Linked DNA regions of Homo sapiens: region 1 is linked to region 2. The links are chromatin contacts, found by Hi-C in ENCODE. All regions are on one chromosome and are shown on one strand. The core of a region is the stretch at or near the end of the contact, and the rest is flanking DNA. Distances in the headings are between cores, read along the strand shown. Region 1 holds the start of LY75 (lymphocyte antigen 75). Region 2 holds the start of FLJ46875 (a long non-coding RNA gene).

Region 1 (2,700 bases), core at 52-2,551, 3.6 Mb before region 2:
GGAGACTCAGCCAGTCAAGTCCTTCCAACTTCTGCCTGCTTTTATTCTAGCCATGCTGGCAGCTGATGAGATGGTGCCCACCCAGACTGAGGGCTGGTCCGCCTCTCCCAGTCCACTGTTAATCTCCTTGGCAACACCCTCACAGACACACCCAGGAACAATACTTTGCATTCGTTCATATCAATCGAGCTGACAATATTATCCATCACAGTGCCTCAGTCTCCCCAGTATTCAGGGGAGGGCAGAGATGTTGTCTTTTTGTCCTTCTGTTCCATGGCGTGCCCAGATCCTGTGATGGCAGGTGCTCACTATATCTATGGAACTGAAAGGCCAGACCCTGGGGAGAGGACAGAGCAGGTTTGGGAGCCAACTGTGAAACCTTGGCAGTGGGAGTCAGGAAGAGCAACCTAGGTCTTTGCATCCTCATGCAACAAGGATGGAGGCCACCTCAAGTACACATTATGTGCTCAGCAAAGACGAGATTTAAAAGTATAAAACATTCACATTTGAGCAACTTAGGTCATTAAGAATTTGGCCTCTTTATAATGATAGCAGTGTCCACAGGAAGAGAGTGAGTGGGACATGAAATTTCTGGTTCTGCATGCAGACTTCTACATTTCTACCAGCTAATTATTATTATCATTAAATTATTAAGCAAAGAGCTTACTCGCAAAGGTCAACTTTTTATAAAGCATAAGTCATCCTTGGAAGTGTCGTTTGGTCATTCTAGTAATTCTTGCTTTTAATTCTTTAACAACTATGGGTAGAACTGCAGTGTACCATTATTCCACCTTTGTTTGCACTGTCAAAATACCCAAGACGTTGCCAAGGACGACTGAATTCTTAGGCTTGGCCGCAGCCACCCACAGGGCAGGTGCTCACTTCCTCCTCCGGGGTAGAAGAGATCATGGGTCCCTTTCCAGTCCAGGCTGGAATGGAGAAGTCGTCCCTGACCACAGTGCGCCAGGCAGAGGCCAAGGTTCTAAACTGATAGAACCCACCCACCAGGGCGGTGCCAAGTCCCAGTAAGGGCCGCATCTCCCCAGCTTGGCTGATGAAGAGGCGGGGACCGAACCCTCCAGTGCAGGAGCCTGTCTGGTGCCTGGCTCTCCCACCGATCCGCACGTACCTCTTCCTCGCGGGTCCTACCCCACGCAGGTATCTAGCGCCCAGCCCTGTTCATTTCCCACACCTGGCCCGCTCCGCCCCGGGGCCGAGGAGACGCACGTCTGATTGGCCGAGGGCGGCGGGGGCGGGGCCGGGGCGCCCCCAGAGGCCTAGACAGAGGTGCGGGCGGGGCAGGCCGCGCTCAGCAGGCGGGGCGGGAGCCGCGTGCGCCCGAGGACCCGGCCGGAAGGCTTGCGCCAGCTCAGGATGAGGACAGGCTGGGCGACCCCTCGCCGCCCGGCGGGGCTCCTCATGCTGCTCTTCTGGTTCTTCGATCTCGCGGAGCCCTCTGGCCGCGCAGGTAACCGCGGGCACGCCAGCCCCGCAGTCCGCTGGGTGCCTCGACGCCACAGCTCTGCTGCCTTCCAGCCTGGGGCAGGGCTGCGCCCCTGGGGCAGGTCACGGCTGCTTTGCTGTTGGGGCGGGGGGGCTCTGGAGCCGGAAGAGTGAGTCGCAGGGGAGGTCTGGCAGAGGAAGCGCCCCAGTGCCCTCGGGGGCCCGGAGGAGGGCGCGGTGGATGTGGGAGGACAGGGCCCTTCTGGTGCAGAGGGGACGCGGTGCACCGTAGAGTAGGCGCACGGAGGCTTTTTTGGCCGGGTGCGCTGCTCCATCGTCGCCTCTCTTATATAATGTTGCTGGAGTATGGGGTTCCCCATCTGCCCTCTTGCGTCCCGTCCCTCCCGTTCTCGCTTTTCCTTCGGCCCTTGGTCACCTTGGCCACAGGGCCAAGAGGAGCCTCCACCCACAGCGCCAAGGATTCCCCACGATTCCCGGATTTCACTGCGCCTACGGTGCGCATCAGGAAGGAAGTCAGGTTAAATAAACCATCTCCTCCGAAAGTGACCAAGACCAAGAGTCAGCTATGATGCCCTCACCCACCGCCTAGAGCAACAAACCTTTCTTCTCATTGGTTTATCAGCTCCAAATGACCCCGCTCCCCCAAGGCTGACAGCCTCACGGTGAAGGGCAGGTCGCCTGCTTGGGGACCTGCTGCCTCTCACTGCGGAAGCAGGACCAGAAACAGACAGCCTTCATTGATGTTCAGGGTAGTGCCAGCCCCACCACACCACACCCCTTGGCAGCAACCGGTTGCTTTTACTTTCTCTTTTTGCCTGGGCGAGGGGTGTGCAGAGAACTTTGTTTCTTGGTTGGACTGCATCATGGGCACTCAATGGGCCACCCTCCACCGGCCACTTCTGTTATCGTGCCTGTATGAGGAAGGAAAAGATTGTCCAGGCAGTTTGAAAAACATTAAATTGTTGGTGGCTCTTATTTTCTTTGCAGCTAAGCTAAGTTACCATCTGGTTTAGACTTCCTTCGGAGAGCGATGGGAAGAGATTTCTCAGAGTGTGAATGGCATCATCCTATCTACAGCAAGGACCTGGAAATGAACCCTGCTCTGAGTCACACTTCTCTATTCTCCTTTGACCCTGTGTGCTAGGAACTACCAAAAGAATCCTTTAAAATAAGATCCTTTATTGCCTTGATAATTTATTCTGCCTGCCCCACAATCCAAGGTGGAAAAGTTCACTG
Region 2 (2,700 bases), core at 103-2,602:
CATAGCTGAGACATTTTGCTCAAGACGAAATACAGTTTTATAGTCTATTAATTGTTGGTCCAAGAAAACAGATTACCTCCAGTTGTATGTGGGTACCTTAATGAGTAGGACAAGTGTCAGGGTGTGTGACAGAATTGCCTGAGTATGGAAGGTAGCAGTGAGAGTCTCCACAAAAATATTAATACTTTCCTATAGAGAAAGCCCCTTTTAAAGTGGGAGCCTTTATTAAAGTCCAGAGTTAAAAAGTAAGCTCTTTAACGTTGAGATTATAGACTTTTAGAAAGTTCATTTATGCCATGTTTCAGGCCTATGCTAAATTCTACGGCAAAAAGACCTGTAAATGCACCGGAGCTGACAGCCTGGGTCCTGGAACCCTTCCTCACGCTGCTACTACGGGGCACCCTTTCTATAATACAACCCCCCGAATGAAAACACTAATGCAAGCCTGGCCCCACAAAAACCTAGATAATGCTTACGTTGAAGACGACAGGTTTTTCGCTTTTGTTTTCGGTTGAGGACTTACTACCCCAAAAACACATCCGACCTGTACTAGAATAGGTGTGTGAGGGAGCGGGAAAAGCTCGGGTCATTTTAACTGGACTAGAAAGGAACACAGCGATCCCCTCACTAAACTTGTCGCCAAGTTCCCTCCTCGCCATCCCAGGGTGCGGGAAAAACCCCCTCCCGCCCCGGGGCCCCGGCAGCACTCGGGGACGCCAGCACGCCGGGCTCCTTCCCACCCGCGAACCGCGCTCCCCGCAGGGCGGGCCGGGGCGGGGAAAAAGGAGCTCGACGCGAAGGGCCGCGGGCGGCCTGGGAAGGGAGGAGGGAGACTTGGGAGGCTGCCGGGCGGTTTTATTGTTTCCTTTCGCCCTCCTCCTACCGCGCCTCCGCCCCAGCGTCACTGGAAAGCCGCCCGAGCCGCCCGGCGGCAGGTTATTTATAGCGCGGGCTGCGCGCGCGTCACGGAGCCCGGCCCGGCTGACGGGGCCGCTGACGCGCTTGGCCGCGGGGCCGAGTCCGCGGGGCTGCGCGCCGGACGCCGGCGACAATGGGCTTCTGTGTGCAGCTGCCGCAGCCGCCGGGGGCCGGGGGCCGGGGGCCGGGGGAGGGGGGCGGGCGACTCCCCGGCTCCCTTCTTGGTCGGCCGCGACCCCCCGAAAGGTAACAGGCCTCTTTCGCCCCCGGCCAGGACCTGGGCCCTGTGGGCTTTTTTTTTTTCCATTTTATCAGTAAGTTCCCCTTGTCCCAGCCTCCGCTTTCACTTCCCGCGTTCCCTCCACCCCAAAAACCGCCCCAACATGTCCAGAGAGGGGCATCTACCCAGCCGCCCAGCCAGGGGCGACCACTTTGTGAGCCCCGGGGAGCGGGACCCGTACCAGGCGCGCCCAGCGGGGGATGCGGTGACCGAGGGGCCGGGAGCGCCGGGCAGGTAACGTATCCTGGACCTAGAGTCGGGGGACTTTGTTTGGGGCGGGAGGAGCGGAACAGGGGTGGGTGTGAACGCCGGACGGCCCTTCCGGGACTCCTGTCCCCCCTCCTTCGCCCCACTCGCCTGCGCGCTGGAAGCCAATCTGGGTGTGTAGCGCGAAGAGCGAAAGAGAAACTTCTGCGTGACTGACTAGATGAGGCTCCTCCCGAGAAGCCGAGATAATAGAGGCCCCCTCTCCCGCCGCCCGCCTTTTTCTCCTCCCCCGGCCGCTCGCTCCTGTCGCCCCACCCCTCGAAGGCTGCGGACCAGCCCCCCACACTTCCCCCTACACCTCTGGCGGGTTCGCGCCGTGGACGCCCCCGCCCTGCGGGAGGAGGGGCTGGCGCGGATTTTAGGGACTTCCTGGGATGCGGAGATCGGCTCTGAACCATCCCCTTTCTGCTGCCCGGAGCTGGGGAAGCTCGCTGTGGAGCGTCTCGCACGTGGCAGGCAGGCAGAGAACTTGCTGCACCTTCTAGGAAATTGCAATCGATTTGTAATGCACTTTCGCTAATTGGGAGTTCAAAATTAAACTTTAATAAAGCATTCGTGTCGTCTCGTCTAATTGTGAAAGCTTCCATCCGTCCTGGTAGATAGACTCTAAGTCTCAAGTTAATGGCGCTAAGCTAGATTTTCCCCCCAAGTACAATTCCGTCAGCCGTCGTCGGCGCAGCTGGATTTCCGTAAGGTACAGATGTTGCTAATGACAGCTTAAGCACGGATGGGCAGATAGCATACGGAATGCAACATGTTGCCATATGGTTCCTTTAGCCTTTCACCTCCAGGGATATCAATCACATATATTCTGGGAGGAACTTAATGACTCTCTGAACAGCAAAATGAATTACCTGGTACAATTTATATCCCTTGACCTGATACGTTATAACAACAGGAAGATAGCATCTCGCAATTTCTGTGGTATAAATTGAACTACAGAGCTACATTTAAAATTCTACATCTATTTGTAGTTTAAGGGGCCCTGTCATATTCTGGCTGTAAAATCTGTTTCTGTATTGCCCATCTCCTTCCCCCTCCTACCTCTGGAGGAAGCAAAATTTATAAAGTTTAGCAAAACTGGTGTCGGAAATTGCCAGTCAACTGATTAATAGATGAAGTATGGAGAAATGGAAAATATGACTTCCAGAGCTACTTACTTCAACAAGAATTAGCCATCTTTAGGAACACCATACTTTTAAGCGTACAAAATTAAAGAACTCCAGAAAATGTAT

What was found. Hi-C counts contacts between places; a loop is a spot of excess contacts on that map. Pooled maps may share reads with other maps.
Region 1: a map of CD8-positive, alpha-beta T cell shows a loop between it and region 2 (10-fold over the local background). The contact joins the promoter of LY75 here to the promoter of FLJ46875 in region 2. A Hi-C loop is called at or near these places in 4 of 168 maps with a recorded cell type or tissue (CD4-positive, alpha-beta memory T cell, CD8-positive, alpha-beta T cell and naive thymus-derived CD4-positive, alpha-beta T cell) and 9 of 50 pooled maps.

What each region holds. Positions count from the first base shown.
Region 1 is chr2:159,903,357-159,906,056 of GRCh38, reverse strand. It overlaps LY75 (lymphocyte antigen 75), which reads left to right and starts at 1,301. Exons shown (of 35, transcript NM_002349.4): 1 at 1,301-1,468. The coding sequence starts at 1,375. LY75-CD302 (LY75-CD302 readthrough) reads left to right here and starts at 1,301. Exons shown (of 38, transcript NM_001198760.1): 1 at 1,301-1,468. The coding sequence starts at 1,375. RefSeq lists silencers at 1,099-1,340, 1,110-1,569 and enhancers at 1,750-1,829, 1,970-2,019, 2,240-2,289, 2,340-2,389.
Region 2 is chr2:156,340,772-156,343,471 of GRCh38, reverse strand. FLJ46875 (a long non-coding RNA gene) reads left to right here and starts at 1,352. Exons shown (of 1, transcript NR_147695.1): 1 at 1,352-2,700. RefSeq lists enhancers at 71-130, 1,338-1,891, 1,892-2,447 and silencers at 541-1,150, 1,691-1,790.